Regions from separate parts of the Homo sapiens genome. Here region 2 is linked to region 1. Evidence: read pairs that join two places in POLR2A ChIA-PET (ENCODE). Cell type or tissue: GM12878. All regions are shown on one strand. Each heading gives the region's core, and the rest is flanking DNA. Links, peaks and the distances in the headings are about the cores only.

Region 1 (8,469 bases), core at 96-8,095:
TTTCCAGGCCTGATGTTCCTCGCTATTCTCCTCGCTGTTGTTATCCCAAGAAAGTAATGGCATAGCATTATTAAAATATCATTACTTTCTGTGGGGAAAAGTAAGAAAATGCTTTTATTTAATTTACCATTAATGAGGCCACCTGGAGATGTGCCCAAAGGACCTGGGACTTCTGTTTCAGATGATGAGAAAACTTCCAGATCTTGATAGGACTCACTATCAAAATGTTGTGGGAGTGTTGGGGGACTTGAGGCCACCCTGTCATTTTTCACCAGGGCCTTACTTCTTCTGTCTCAACTGTCCTCATCTTCAGAGGATGCAGAATTCAGGCCATAGGGCTAGAGAAGGGATATTTCTGGCCTGACCCAACCCAGGACAGCCTGAAACGTTTACAAGAAAGTTTGTTTTTAGGAAATTTCCAGTCCAATTATGCTCTCCCTGGAGATGTGAATAGTTCAGATAGCATTCAGATAAGCATCCACAATGTTGGGAACTTCCATAGAAAACAGACCAGCATAGAATTTTTTGAGGCTTGGCCTTCTCTGGATAAAATAGCTCTTTCAGGGTGAGGCAGCCTAGCCTGGTGGTCTCAGGATAGAGGTTAGCATCAGGAGATCCTGAGCGTTATGATTCCTGCTTCCTCTCTGGCTTGATGGGTGGCCTGAGGAATAAAATGAGAGCCAACCTCTGGATTTGAGACAAAGGGACCAATAATGATCAATATCATATTCTTTGACTTGATTAATTGGTGTGACGAATGGGTCTAAAAAGAAAATCACTTTCCAGCCTAAAATGTATACGTGAGATTCACGGGCCAATCGTTTGGGGTGTGCTGAAATCACTCTGAACAGAATTCTGCCTTTTCCATTAACCTCTACAGTTATCTAAGATTCCTACAGTGGCTTGAGTTCTTTATGGCCTCTGGTCAGTGGCAACTTCTACTTTGGGATGGCAATTTTAGATCAACATGGTACCTAATTTTGGCTGATGTAATTAATTAATCTTCATTCATTTTAGAGAACAGCAGTTTCCATGATCTTGAGGAGAAAACTCAAATGTTGTGGCCTGACTTTCAAGTACCTTTGAGCTCTAATTTCTGCTTATCATGCCAAACTCATCTCGAGCCACATATTAAACCATTTGACACCAACTATGCATTTTTTTAGATTCTACTTCCATGCCTCACCCTCCGATGCTCTCCGGCAATCCAGTATTACCTTACTGTAGCACTGCATCATTTTTCAAATTGTTTGGCAACTATCCATTTGTCCACAGATGGTATGTAATTAAGGTTAAAAGCATGGTTTTTGAAGTCATCCAGGCGAGAGTGTAAACTGTGCACTCCCACATGGCACAAAGGTCTTGCCCTAACACTGTTCTGAGAGACTGGACCAAATTTAACTTGGCTTCCACCTGCACTAGGCTATGTCCATAACAGGGATTCCCAACCCCATGCTGAGTCTTTGCTCATGGAAATATATGCTGCCAAACCATGCAAAGCACATCTTCTATCATTTTCCATTCCCCCCCACACCTGGCTCCCAGTCTCTTTTTTTTCCTCTTTTTAAAATTTCCTCATAACCTTTTTTTGTTTTCTTTTTGTTTTCCCTTTAATAACCTTAGTCATCTTTATCTTAGTTGACATTGAACTCAGCTTATACTGGAGTTTCTGTCTCCTGTTGCAGTAGTCTGGATAAAATCTGTCTTGCCTCCTTTAATACATGACTGGTGCTGTTTCTCTTCAATAAGATTGGAATCTTAGGTCTGCTGCTTCATAGTTAACAGGTCTTCAGGAAATTAACTCCTCTAAGCCTTCATTTTGTCCACCTCTAAAATGAGAATAATTATGCTTATCTCACAGGGATAAAATGAGGATAAATACATACAGTTAGTCCAGGTCCTGGGACTTAGTAAGCCCTTAATATACTATAGTAATTCTTAGTATTCTATGTCCCTGTCTGGGTGGATCTCAAGGGATCTACCATGTGTTTTATTCTACCATGTCTCTCATTGCTGAGTTCCTGGCCTGCCAAGGTACCCAATGGTGCCTTCACTGCTTTCTTTTTTCTTTTCTTAGACAGAGTTTCGCTCTTGTCACCCAGGCTGGAGTGCAATGGCACGATCTCAGCTCACTGCAATCTCTGCCTCCCAGGTTCAAGTGATTCTTCTGCCTCCGCCTCCCAAGTAGCTGAGATTACAGGCATGTACCACCATGCCCAGCTAATTTTGTATTTTTAGTAGAGATGGAGTTTCACCATGTTGGCCAGGCTAGTTTTGAACTCCTGACCTCAGGTGATCCACCTGTTTTGGCCTACCAAAGTGCTGGGATTACAGGCATGAGCCACCATGCCCAGCCTGCCTCCACTGTTTTTTGTGCCCAAATCTTACCCAAGGTTTTCTCCAAAGCATCTTCACAGTTTTATTTCTTTTCCTGTTCATGTGCCTCTCTCCTAGGCCTTCCTCTTTCTACTCTATGGTGGCTACTTGGTGGCCTTTTGATTTCACAGAGGAGGACATAACTATAGTATGACTTTTGCCATCAGGTACTTTAATCAACGAAGAGGGTTCCATACACCTAATTTGATCTTTGCCCTGGAAGTTTTTTTATCAAATGAAATGTTCACCTAGCACTTGTCCCTCCAAGTGTTGTTAACCTCATCTCCACAAGTCCTCATATTCTCCAACCTTATAGGGCCTGGAATATCTGAAATCACCCTATTCCTTTGCATTGCTGCCTTCAAACTGGCATTGTTTTTCTCTTGAGCTCATCTCATTCTTATAATATCTTGCCAAATTCAATTAAGAGCAGCTAAATATTGTTTTCCAAAGTCTTCTCCTATTTCAATAGGTAGCATCCGTCTCCCAAATGAACATGGGTAACAGGCTTTCTATACATATGTTTTGAAATGTTTAAAGTTACTTCTTTTGTATTATTTTATTTTTAACTGACAATAATTGTATACATTTTAAGGTATGATGTGATATTTTGATATATGCGTACATTTAGAAATTATTAAATCAAGCAAATTAACATATCAATCACTTCACTTATCTTTTGTGTTGAGAACACTTAAAATCCACTCTTTAAGCAGTTTTGAAATGTATAATACATTGAGCATTGCATGACAAGCAGCTCCATATTTTAATATTTCCCAAATATGATATTCATTTTCTCACCTTCTTGCCCCACTGCTCAGCCAATGGCAATTATTCTTAGTTTTTGTTGTGAGTAATTCTCACTTCTGTTTCCAATTTCTGTATTAATCAGAATAGGAAAGGCTGTACTGTGGTAATAAACTTCCAGCTCTCAGTGGCCTATCACATGAAAGATAGTTTCTTTCTTGTTCAAAGTCCTCTGGAAGAGAAGCAGCTCTCCAGGGTGGAACACTTCTCCAGGAGGATTGAGGGACTCATGTGGCTTATACCTGGTTATATAGCTTCTGGGACACACATCTTTCAAGGCCTCTGTGGTGGGAGAAGGATGGGTATGGAGAACTCACACCCTTGCTTATAAACCTCCAACTGAAAGTGAAACTGTTATTTTTACTCACTATTGGCAAGAATCTCATACTTCAACCTTCCCTGAAGAGGTTGGGAAATATGGGGCATAAATGTGCTCATCTGTGTAGCATGAGCCCTTCCGCTTTGTCCTGTCTCCCTTTCTGCCTGTTTCCCTTTCTCTCAGCTTGCCAGTTGAGAAAGTATTCAGCATTCTACCTTTTTAGACACCTTTGTCTATGCACATTCAGAAGAATGAGATGGGACCAGATGATAAACTCACTGTTTATGTGAAAAAGAAAAACTGTCTTCAAGCTTCAATCTGGAAGGAAATAATAGCAAGAGAAAATTATTCAAAACAGAACATGAGTAGTGTTATCTGGAGTGAGCTATTGCTGTCGAGCACTGATTCTACATCCACAAAGGAGGTTTATTTATGGGAGTAAAGGATTGTTGGTGGGGTTTGTTTTGCTTTTTTTTTTTTTTTTTTTTTTAAAAAAAGACTAATACCTAGGCCTAATCCTGGAAATCCCAATTTAGTAATCCAAGGTGAGGCTCAGATTTCAACATGTCTCCAGGTAGTTTGGATGATCAGCTAGGGTGAGGGACAACTGGACACAAGATACTCAGGAATACTTCGTCACTGGTAGAGGACCTAGTGTAAAGGGGTGAGAGGTTGAAAATGTTGGTGGGAAAGTAACAAGATATTTAAAGAGGCAGACAACATAACAGTCGGTCAATGGGAAGGTGGGTGGTCTAGCCATAAAAAGAAAGAAGATGGCTCTTCATCTGCAATGGAAGAGATGACACAAAGAAGAAATTGTGAGACACACACCCCTTGGCAGCCTCAGACTTTCCAGTCGCCACTCACTCATTTATTTAACATTTATTGAGTAGCACTAGCCATCAGCCAGGTAGTCTGCTAGGGTCCCACAAATACAGTGCTGGACAGGACTGCCATCCTGTCCTTGGGAGGCTCCCAGCCAGTGGGCACTCAAGGTAAGAACACACCGTGATGTGTGTGGTGACAGTGGGAGAACATGGAAGGGAAGTGACTGAACCAGGAAAGACTTCTGCAAGGAAGGGAATCTTTTCCGAAGCTTTAAGCGTAAAATAAGTAACAGGTGCTACCCTCTTAAATATTTTCTGAGACAAATGAGGTATGCAAACAAACAGGGCTGAATGTTGGCCTCATTGTCCACAGGGTGCTATAAAGAACGCAAAGACGGAAGCAGATAGACCTGGACAGCAACACCAGCCTCAGCATTAGCAGTGCGTCCTGAGCACCACTAATGCTGGTCCTCCACCAGCTTGCTCCACCAGCCTCCGTTTCCTCAGTTATACAGTGAGCATGTGAACACCCTCCTCTCATGGGTCGTTCTTGAGGAATGGATGCCATTGCCTGCCTTCAGCAGCTAGCACCAAGTTTGGTTTAATGCCAGTTCTCTTCTTCTCTTTCCTGCCACTCATCACTGTCTTACCAAAATAGGGATACTAATGCTGATAATAGTATTAACACCATTATTAGATATGACTTCTACTACTAATAGTGTAAATATATTATTTTTGCACAACAGTCTACAACTGACACCATACTCTCACGCACATCACCGTTCTGAAGTTACTATCGCCTATTCTCCTTTTCCCTTCCTACCTTTTTTGTTGTCTTTGGAACAGTATTGAGTCTGCCTTAAGGTATACTTAAAATAATATAAGTGAATGAATTAAAATTAACTTGAAAAAAAAGTATAGTGAAAAAGTGATACCAATAAGATTGGCCACAATGTATTTACTGATCCTCTGGGCAGATTTAAGAGTTAGCTTTCAGCTTCCTAGAAGCCAAAGTGAAGAGAAATATTTTCAGATACATAGTTTATAGCATCCATGAAATAAGTAATCACCAGTAGCTTTGGCGATTTTCAACTATTATTGGTACTAATTTCAGACAGGTGTTTCTCCCTGGGAGTCTCATAGGGGAAAGCTGTACACCTGAGTGAACAATATTCAAGGCAACCTTTTGACGGATGAGCAAGAGCAATGCTGGGCTACTTTCTCCGAGATTCCCAGTGTGCACTGATGGTTGAGAGAAATTATCTTAGGGAAGAGAGAAAGATGGTGTAATTTAATTACCAATGGTCACCTTATTTGGCTTGACCAAAGGATAGATATAATATAGAATTTGGGGAGAATGAAAGCTGTGTGTTCTCTAAACATTCCCCGATGGACTTTCCGTGATTGTTAAATGACAGTGTGCTCAAGATACATCTATGTGGTAGCTTACGCATATTTGTTTTCTAAATGCAGCTTTTCCAACTAAAAATCTTGGAATCTTTCCATCAGGAAGTGTAAATTCTATTGGAGGCTCATGATGAAGTCACTTTGGCACTCATCAGTTCCCATTCCTTCCTGATTTACCTTCGGTCCCATGGCAAGGAAAGCACTTAACGTCACCCTTCCACCCTGAAGTGTAACTGGAAGGTTACCTGAGAAATGTGTATAGGATGTTTCCCCTAGCGCCTAGCACAGTGCCTCAGTGATCCATCAGCTATCCTCTAGGTATTGTGGTTGTTTCAAGAGTTGATTTGATTTTCTTGCAGCATTTGTAGTTTAATGGTGCTTTTAAGTAAACATTTTTTTAACAGTATTTAAAAAGGGGCCTAATTGAAATCCATCTGGATTCAGGTAGGCCCTTCAGACCCCTAATGCTTAGCTAATCAGCCGATCATTGGCACAGTGGATTGCGACTGCTCTCTTGCAGAGTAGCCTCTGAATGGCTATGTCTCATTGAGCAAATGCCCACTTGGCAATGCTGTGGCCCTCGCTATGTCAGGATGTTCTCAGCAGCAGGAAGAACCAACTGAAACACACATGTTTCAGCATGAGATGTAGCAAATCACCAGTGGTGGTGCTGACTCTACCACCACACATGGTGTCCCATGTCCAAGAACAGGTTTCCCAGGCACACAACCAGTATTCTCTTCAGCACACAGAAAATAGATCCCCAGCTAATCCCTTAAGATAAGTCTCTACAAGAGGAGATTTAATATGTCATCCATGGGCAATTCCACAATTGCACACACTCCACTCACCTTTTTTCAACTCTTGTCTTCAGATGCTGTGGGAAGCAGCAGATGCCAGACCACCACAGAACCCCAGGCAATCAAGCATGACAAAGTCCGAATTCATGCTCATCGGTCAGTGTCCTGGGTCTTAGTATAGGCGTAAGGGCCTGTACTCTGGAACCAGGCTGCCTTGGTTCTGTGCGGTCAGGGATTCCCTAAGCCAGTTACTTTACCACTCTGTGCCTCAAGCCCAATTTGTAAAACTAAAGATGGTAAACATATAGGGTTGTTGAGAGGACTAAATAATTGGATACGGGTAATTCGTTTAGAACAGCATCTGACACATATTTTACCAGGCTTCCGTTATTAAAAGTTGTGGTCTTGAACTGCTACAGAGATTCTGAGATTTACAGAGTATACCAGAGATGACCCTGGGGGGCAGCCAGCTCTCCTTTTTCTCCCCTAGGAATCCCAAATTAGGTGCAGCTTCAGAGGACCTCAGAGCTTTAAACTCCCTGAACAAAGGGTAAATAAACAATTTAGTTTTCTGTGCTAAATCCCAACTATATATTAAGTGTTTTATGTATAGGTTCACCTATAATCTTTCCGTTTACCTGTGAAGTAGGCACTATTATCCCCATTACTTAAGGAAATTATCTTTCTCCAGAGAGAGTATGATTACCACACTGGGCTTTAATACTCTTCTCGCTACCAGTATTGTAAACTATAGAATGCCTTGACAGTAAACTGGAGGATGCCTCATTCAAATTGAATCTCAGATTTAAAACATTAAATGAGATTTTAATATAAGCCTATCCCAGAGGTTGCATGGAACATACTTATGATAAAATATTATTCACTTTTTAATCTGAAATCAGAATTTCACTGGCTGTACTGAATTTTCATTTGCTACATCTGGGACCCTAACTACAAGGAAGTGTCTTCTGGTTGCCAAGCACTGAGCTTAGCCCTTTATACAGTTTATCACATTTAGATCATACAAGAGCAAGCCACGGAGAAGGTCAATTATGGAGCAATTTATATACATCTTTGCCAGCTGGGTTGATCTTTCACTAGCATGTTGAATGCCAACCTCTCTTCTGGCATTAGGGCATTTTGTCATAACACAGCAGATTTTTCACATAATTAACCTTCAACTGTACTGGTAAGACTCCCCAGTGATGAGGTATAGGTAGGGCTATTTAAAAAATAATTAAAAACAATAAGAAGCAATCTGAAGCAAAAAAAAAGAAAAGAAAAAAGAAAGAAAGAAAACACACACAAAAAAACAAAAAAATACAAGCTTTGGATTTAGAAAAACATAAAATTCAAATTCAAGATCTTTCACTGGCTGTCTCTGTGAGCCTCAGTTTTAACATCTGTAAATTTAACATTCTCCCCACAGGGTAATAGGGGATTAAATGAGGACTCTGTCTAAGTGCCTAGCTCAGTGTAGTACAAGTGAGTGTTCAACAAGTGACTGCTTCCTCCTCTTTCTCCTTCCATCTTGTAATAATAGATGGTAAGTATGAAGACTTTAAGTTCTTCACCTCAGTCACCTCTAGAGAGAAACTGTCTTCCAGTGTTTCCTATAGTGAGACCCATACTGTTAAGAAGTCATTGGGAAACTTCCCCTGGAACTTGGCCAGCTGGGCTGAAGCCTCAAGGGTGGGAAGGGAAGGAAGGCAGGTAAGGTCAGTTTCTACTAGAGCAGGCCCGCCTTTCAATTGGTGTCATTTGTTGTGTCCATGGGAATTCTTCTGTGGTGCGGAAAAAGCAAGTGGCTGCAGGCTGGGATTTTTACCCAGGTGTCTGAAAGAAGATGGATATATAAAAAAAAAACAAAACCAAACAAAAAAACATAACCTGAAGACTTGTCCCGAGGAAATGCTGATCTTAGGCTAGATCC
Region 2 (8,469 bases), core at 148-8,147, 190 kb after region 1:
TCTGACAGAGGGAAGAATCTTAAAGTTGTCTTTAGAGGATTGGTAGACTTTGGACTATGGAAAGATGGGGTGTGGGAAATAAATATATAGGAAGGAAGAAAGGAAGGAAAGGAAGGAAGGAAGGAAGGAAGGAAAGGAAGGACCAAGGAAAGAAGGAAGGAAGGAAGGAAAGAAGGAAAATAAAGAAAGGAAGGAAGGACCAAGGAAAGAAGCAAGGATGGAAGGAAGGAAGGAAGGGAGGAAGGAGGGAAGGAAGGAAGGAAGGAAGGAAGGAAGGAGAATACTAGAGCCTTTCTCTTGGGATATAGAAGGAAATGAACACTTTAATTTCCAATGAAATATCTCACCAGTTGAACAACAACACAAAAATCTTACTTTTCTTTAATGCCATCAGAATCTGTGGACACAAAGAAATTCAAAAGAACTATACTTCAGAAAGACAAGCCTTTTCTAAGTAAGTAAAAAATACAGGACACATTCAAAGCCAGTGGTCAGTTGCGAAAAGTTGGGGACAGGTGGGCTGATGAGCAAAGCTGTCAGAAAAGAACAGTCTGTGCTTAGACTAGAAGAAACAAGCCAGACATTCTGATGAATTCATGGGATGCCTTGGCAGTGGATCTGCGGGAGCCCCAAAGGCAAAGAGAATCCTCTCAGCGAAGCCACTTAAAGGGGAATTTAGATGATTACGCAGAGGCTGGGAGTAGAGGGAGGAAGATTTCACAGCCTCACAGTCCCAGGGTTGTCAGAATCTCTGTGTCCTGATATCTCACTGGGATCACACCATCACACAGCTTCACTGTCTGTGGTTTCATAGGCCTCTGGGCCTCAAGGAAATGGTAAACATAGACTGCTTTCTTTGTTTTCTTAAACTTTTAAAAGTCAAAAGTTATTCAAAAGATTGGTTAAAGAAAAAAATCATAAAGTATTATGGGGCTTATAATATGCATAAGTAAATGGTGTAATAAAATAGCACAAAAGGTGGGAGAAAATGTAAATGAAATTATACTATTATAAGGTTATTTCATTGGATACAGAATAGTATTAAGCTAAGTCAAGAAAGACTGTGATAAATTGAAATGTACACTACACTGTAATCTCTAGAGCAACCACCAAAGTAATAATGCAAAGAGATATAGTTAAAAAGGCAGTAGATGAGATAGAATGGAATATTGAAAATTACTCTATCGACCTCAAAAGGAAACAAGAGGAAAAAAGAAAACACAACAGAAAAATAGAACAAAGAAGAAACCAGTAGCAAAATATTATACTTACATATGTATAGGTAAGTAAATTAAATGTAAATGGGTGAAACAGATTCCATGTAAAAATTTGAGGATTTTCAGAATGAATGTTTTTTAAAGACTCAGAGATATATCCTTTGTAAGAGAGACGCACTTTCAATATAAAACAACATGTAGATTGAAAAAAAATTTTAATGGGAAAAAATATACCATGGAGCCTGTAATCCAAGCATTTTTGGGAGGCCAAGGCAGACAGATCACTTGATGTCAGGAGTTTGAGACCAACTTGGCCAACACGGTGAAACCCTGTCTCTACTAAAAACATAAAAATTAGCCAGGTGTGTTGGTGGGTGCCTGTAATCTCAGCTACTCAGGAGGCTGAGGCAGGAGAATCATTTGAACCCGGGAGGCAGAGATTGCAGTGAGCCAAGATTGTGCCACTACACTCCAGCCTGGGTGACAGAGCATGTTGGCCAGGCTGATCTCGAACTCCTGACATCAGGTGATCTGGCTGCCTTGGCTTCCCAAAGTGCTGGGATTACAGGCGTAAGCCACTGCATCTGGCCTCTTAACAAATTTTAACTACACAATACGTTATGATTATCTATTATGGATAGTCACATGCTGTACATTAGTTTCCCAGAACTTATTTATCTTTATACTAATGTTTGTACCCTTTTACTAACATCTCGCTTTTCCCTATTCCCCAGCTCCAACCACCTTTCTACTCTCTGTTATTATAAATTTAACTTTTTTTAGATTCCTCACATAAAAAAGGTCATGCAGTATTTGTTTTCTGTGTCTGGCGTATATCACTTAGCATAACGTTCTCCAGATTCATCTGAGTTGTCATAATGGAAGATTTTTTTTCCTTTTTAAGGCTGAATAATATTTTACTGTGTGTGTGTGTGTGTGTGTGTGTGTGTGTGTGTGTATCATATTATTTATGTGGCATGTGTTTGTGTTTGTCTGCTGATACCAAGTTATTCCTTGGTATCAGCAGAAGATTGGTTCTAGAACTCCCTGAAGATACCAAAATCCACAAATGCACAAGTCCTTTACATAAAATGATGTAGGTATTTGGATATAAACCTATGCACATTCTCATATATACTATATCATCTTTACATTACTCATAATACCTAATACAATGTAAATGCTATGCAAATAATAGTCCTACTGCATTTTTATTTGTATTATTTTTATTGCCATATTATTTTATTATTTTGATCTGTTGTTGATTGAATTTGTAGATGCAGAACCTGAGGATACCATGAGCTAATTGTGTATACTTATTATGTATTCTTATCTATTCATCTGTTCATGGGCACTTACGTTGTTTCCATATCTTACCTATTGTAAATAATGCGACTATAGGAATGTGGATACCTCTTTGAAGTAGTAGTTTTATTTCCATTAGATATACACCCAGAAGTAGAATTGCTGGATTATATGGTCATTCCATTTTTAATATTTTGAGGTACCAATTTTGTTTATGGTGAGGGCTCTCTTCTTCGTTCTTAGATGACTAGTTTCTTGCTGTGTCCTCACATGGACTTTTCTCCAGCATGTGTGTGTGTATATGGGGGATAGATGGGAGGTTAAAGAGCTCTCTAGTTTCTCTTCTTATAATCCTATGGGGTCAGGGCCCACCTTTCTGACCTCATTTAACTTAGGGGGTGCCATCTCTAAAGATAGTCACCCTAGGGATTAGGGCTTCAATGTGTAAACTTTGGGGAGGATACAAATATTCAGTTAATATAATAACACCTCTCTACATTAAAATGTTAAATATAAAATTAAAATCTCTCTCTCTCTCTCTCTCTCTCTCTCTCTATATATATATATATATATATATATATATATATATATCTCGTTCCTCCTATCCTGAAAACCAACCAACCAACCAACTAAACAAAAATCCTCTCAGCAGGCCCATATGACTTTAATGGTGAGCACTTTGAAATATTTAAAAGAGAGTAAATACCAATATCACATAATATCTTTCATACAATAGGAAAGAAAAAAAACACACTAATTTGATATGTGAGTTTAACATAACCCTAACTCCAGAATATTAGGAAATAAAATAAACCAATATATAAAAATGATAATATATTATGTCCACACATGATTTGTCCCAGGAATGCAAGGTTGGTTCAACATTCATAAATTAAATTCACCACATTAATGAAATAAAAGTGAAAACAACATGATTATCATAAGAGAGACAGAAAACATTATTTGACAAAAACCAAATTTTTGCCCATTTATGATAAAAACTCTCAGAAAAATAGGAGTATTCTCAATCAAGATACTACAAAATAATCAAGATAGCTACAAAAAAATTTCACTTAGTGTTTAGTGTTTCCATCTAAGATCAGAAACAAGATAAGAAAATTTTTATTTCATCACTTTTATTTTATTTTTTCTAAAAATTCACCTGTAACAAAAAAATAAATGGCATATAGATTTTTTTAAAAAGTAAAGCTATCATTATTCACAAAAAACAAGCGTTTTCCATAAGGAATCCTAAGGAAACTATCCTCTCCCCCAACAAACAATATGTATAATTAATTAGAGAAAGAATATACAAGGTCAGTATATAAAATTATAATATACAAGGTCAGTATATAAAAATTAATTATTTTTCTATATAACAGTAACAAATAATTGGGAAGTAAAATGTTAAGATGCTGCTACGTATAATAGTTTCAAAAGAAACCAAAATATTTAGGAGTAAATTTGACAAAAGATGCACAATATCTGTATAAGTGAAAACTATAAAATATTGCAGAGAATTAAAAAAGATGTAAATAAACTTAATGATAAATCTACTGATATAACTAAATAAAGATAGAGACATATCTCATGTCAACAGATAGGATGATGCAATATTTTTAACATGACAGATTTCTTCCAACTTAAAGTATACATGCAATGCAATGTGAATTAATGTCCCACAGAATTCAAAAATAACTGTTATCAAGCTAATTCTAAAATTTCTATTAAAATGCAAAGCCAAAATATTTTAAAAATGAAGAAAATTTTGTCCAATTTTATAACTTAATCTCAAGACTTAGTATACTGATATAACAAAAATTAAAACAACCCGGCATTGTGACCCACATCTGTAATCCCAGTACTCTGGGAGGCCAAGGCTGGTGGATCAATTGAGCCCGAGAATTTGAGACCAGCCTGGGCAACATGACAAACCCTCATCTCTATAAAAAATACAAAACTTAGCCAGGAGTGGTGGCATGTGCCTGTACTTGGCAGGTTGAGGAGGGAGGATCATCTGAGCCAATATGGTTGAGGTTGCAGTGAGTCCTGATCATGACATTGCACTCCAGCCTGGGCAACAGAGTGAGATCCTGTCTCAGCAAAAAAAAAAAAAAAAAAAACAAAAAAAAAAAAACATGTAGGTCAATGGAACAGATTAGACAATCCAGAACAGAGAATATAGATCCACATTTATACAATCAGCTAATTTACTACCAACTTGCGAAGATCATTTAAAGTAGAAAAGGATACTCTATACAACAAAATGTGCTAGAGCAATTGCACATACACTGAAAAATAAATAAATCTTGTTCAAAACCTCACATGAAACATAAAAATTATTATAATTTAGGATGGATAACGGGCCTAAATAGAAATGTTACAACTTTAAAACGTCTAGAAAACAAAATAGGAAAGGATGTTTGTGACCTTGATGTAGGCAAGCATTTCTTAGATAAGAAACAACATTATTAACAACTAAAATGTATATATAAATTGGAGTTCATTAATTAGACTTCATTAAAACCAAAAATGTGTGTGCTTCAAAAAAAATCTTAAAAAAAACTAAATTAAAGGGCAAGCTAGAAACAGCGAGAATATATTCACTTCACACTTCACAGATGAAAGCATATATGTAGCTAATATTTATGTAAAAATATCTCAAACTCATTAACCATCAGGGAAACGGAAATTAAAATCATAATGAGATATCACTTCACCAGAATGGCTAAAATTAAAAAGCTTGACAACATCAAGAGTTGGTGAAGATGAGGAACAACTGGAGCTCTCATACATTGCTGGTAGGGGTGTAAAATGGTACATTTGGAAACCTTGAAAACTGTTTAACAAAGTGAATTAAACATATATACACTTCGTGAACAAATTTTCCTAGATAACTTAAGAAAACAAAATCATATATATATGGATGTTCATAGTAGCTTTTTTTAGAGTAGCCAAACTTGGGAGGTGGGAGACCTAATTAATGCCCATCAAAAAGAGAATTGATAAATTGTAGTTATTCATAAAATGACATACTATCCACAATAAAAAATAATGAATTACTATTATAGGAACATATAAAAATCATATGCATTATGCTCAGTGAAGGATACTAAACAAAGGAATATATAGAGTATGATATGTTCATTAGAAACTCAAGAAGTAAAATTAAGCTATGGTGACAAATATCTACTGATTATCTCTGAGTGGTGGAGGAAATTGACTAGGATGGGTCCCAGGGAACTTCTGTGGGGATGAATATATTCTGTGTCGTGACTGGAGTGGTGGATACACAGATAGAAACACTTGTTAAAAATTATGTAAGTCTACATTTAAAGAATGTACATTTTATTGCATGTAAATCATTCCTCAAGTTGGTTTTTTTTTTAATTAGAGGCAAAGTTACTTTTTGTTTTTTTTCCAGATCTTTCTTCTCTTTTTCACCTCCCACTTGCCCTTCCATACATACAACCTCCCCTGCTACCTCCATCCTGCATTTTGCAGGTGTGATGGTTAATACTGAGTGTCAATTTGATTGGATTAAAAGATGCAAATTATTGATCCTAGGTGTGTCTGTAAGAGTGTTGCCAAAGGAGATTAACATTTGAGTCAATGGGCTGAGAAAGGCAGACCCACTCTTCATCTGTGTGGGTACAATCTAATCAGCTGCCAGCTCAGCCTGAATAAAAAGGAGGCAGAAGAATGTTAAAAGACTAGACTGGTTTAGCCTCCCAGCCTACATCTTTCTCCTGTGCTGGGTGCTTCCTGCCCTCGAACATCAGACTCAAAGTTCTTCAGCTTTGGGACTCAGACTGGCTTCCTTGCTCCTCAACTTTCAGATGGCCTATTGTGGGATCTTATGCTCGTGTGAGTTAACACTACTTAATAAACTCCCACACACACACACACACACACACACACACACATATATATGTATATGGGAGTTTAAAGTAGAAAAGGATACTCTATACATAAATACGTACATAAGGATACTCTATACACATATATACACACATACATATATGGGAGTTTATTATATATGTATGTGTATATACACACACATATATGTATGTATATGTGTATATATGGGAGGTTATTTAGTATGTGTGTGTATATATGTATATATCTATATCTATCTATCTATCCTATTAGTTCTGTCCCTCTAGAGAACCCTAACACTGGTGGTATATTTGTTTCAATTCATGAACCTACATTAACACATCACTATTACCCAAAGTCCACAGTTGAAATTAGGGCTCACTCTTGGTTAGGTACATTCTATGGGTTTTGACAAATGTACAATGACATGCATCCACCACTTTAGTATCATACTGACTAATTTTATCACTCTAAAAATCCACTGTGCTAGGCTTATTCATCTAGCCCTCCTCCCAGCCTCTAGCAACCACTGATCCTTCTACTGTCTCCATAGTTTCGCCTTTTCCACAATGTCGTGAACTTGGAATTGTACAGTCTGTACCCCTTTCACATTGACTTTTTTCACTTAGTAATATGCACTTAAGCTTCCTCCATGTCTTTCCATCCCTTGATAGTTCATTTCTTTTAGCACTGAATAGTATTCCATTGTTTAGATGTGCCAAGATTTATTTATCCATCCACCTCTTGAAGGACATTTTCAAGTTCTGGTAATTATGAATAAAGCTGTTATAAACATCTCTGTGCAAGTTTTTTTCTTTGACATAAGTTTTCCATTCATTTGAGTAAATATGAAGGATTACAATTGCTGAATCATATGGTAACAGTATGTTTAGTTTTGTAGGAAACCGTAAAAGTGTCTTCCAAAGGAGCTGTACAATTTTGCATTTCCACCAGAAATAAAGGCAGGTTTTTGTTGCTCTACATCCTCACTAGCGTTTGGTGTTATCAGTGTTTTAGATTTTGGTCCTTCTAATAGGTGTGTTGACCAGATGTTTTTAACTTTCATTTCCTTTCATTTTTACATCATCAAAATGTACTTTAAATTAGAAAACATTTTCTAGTTATTGTAACAACTCATGAAATCACTAAATAGTACCAATATGGTTTGGCTGTGTCCCCACCCAAGTCTCATCTTGAATTCCCACCTGCTGTGGGAGGGACCAGGTGGGAGGTAATTGAATCATGGGGGCAAGTCTTTCCCTTGCTGTTCTCATGATTGTGAGTAAGTCTCATGAGATCTGATGGTTTGAAAAAGAGGAATTCCCCTGCACAAGCTCTCTCTTTGCCTGCTGCCATCCATGTAAGATGTGACTTGCTCTTCCTTGCCTTCTGACACGATTTTGAGGCTTCCCCAGCCACACAGAACTGTAAGTCCAATTAAACCGTTTTCTTTTGTAAATTGCCCAGTCTCAGGTAAGTTTTTATCAGCAGCATGAGAAGTAACTAATACAGTAAATTGGTACCAGTAGAGTGGGACGTTACTGAAAAGATATCCGAAAATGTGAAAGCGACTTTGGAACTGGGTAAAAAGCAGAGGTTGGAACAGTTTGCAGGGCTCAGAAGAAGAGAGGAAAATGTGGGAAAGTTTGGAACTTCCTAGAGATTTGTTGAATGGCTTTGACATTCCATGGGTTTTGACAAAACATTTTGACAGAAATGCTGATAGTGATATGAACAATAAGGTCCAGGCTGAGGTGGTCTCAGATGAGATGAGGAACTTGTTGGAAACTGGAGGAAAGGTGACTCTTGTTACATTTTAGCAAAGAGACTGGTGGCATTTTGCCTCTGCCCTAGAGACTTGTGGAACTCTGAACTAGAGAGAGATGATTTAGGGTATCTGATGGAAGACATTTCTAAGCAGCAAAGCATTCAAGAGCAGACTTGGGTGCTGTTAAAAGCATTCAGTTTTAAAAGGGAAACAGAACATAAAAGTTCAGAAAAGTTGCAGCCCGACAAGGCAATAGAAAAGAAAATCCCATTTTCTGAGAAGAAATACAAGCCGGCTGCA

Evidence for each region. Peaks named below come from ENCODE experiments on the same cell type or tissue, not always from the same donor. Only the 100,000 strongest peaks of a DNase experiment are listed, where the experiment ranks them.
Region 2: POLR2A ChIA-PET joins it to region 1 with 5 read pairs; 2 of 35 experiments call an interaction of 5 or more read pairs at or near these places.

What each region holds. Positions count from the first base shown.
Region 1 is chr15:95,616,241-95,624,709 of GRCh38, reverse strand. No RefSeq gene overlaps it. Among named protein-coding and RNA genes, the nearest start is that of LINC00924, 190 kb to the right of the region's middle. In GM12878, for the core only: no CTCF peak of the experiment used is centred there; a DNase peak (open chromatin) is centred at 3,529.
Region 2 is chr15:95,421,732-95,430,200 of GRCh38, reverse strand. No RefSeq gene overlaps it. Among named protein-coding and RNA genes, the nearest start is that of LINC00924, 7.1 kb to the left of the region's middle. In GM12878, for the core only: no CTCF peak of the experiment used is centred there; no DNase peak of the experiment used is centred there.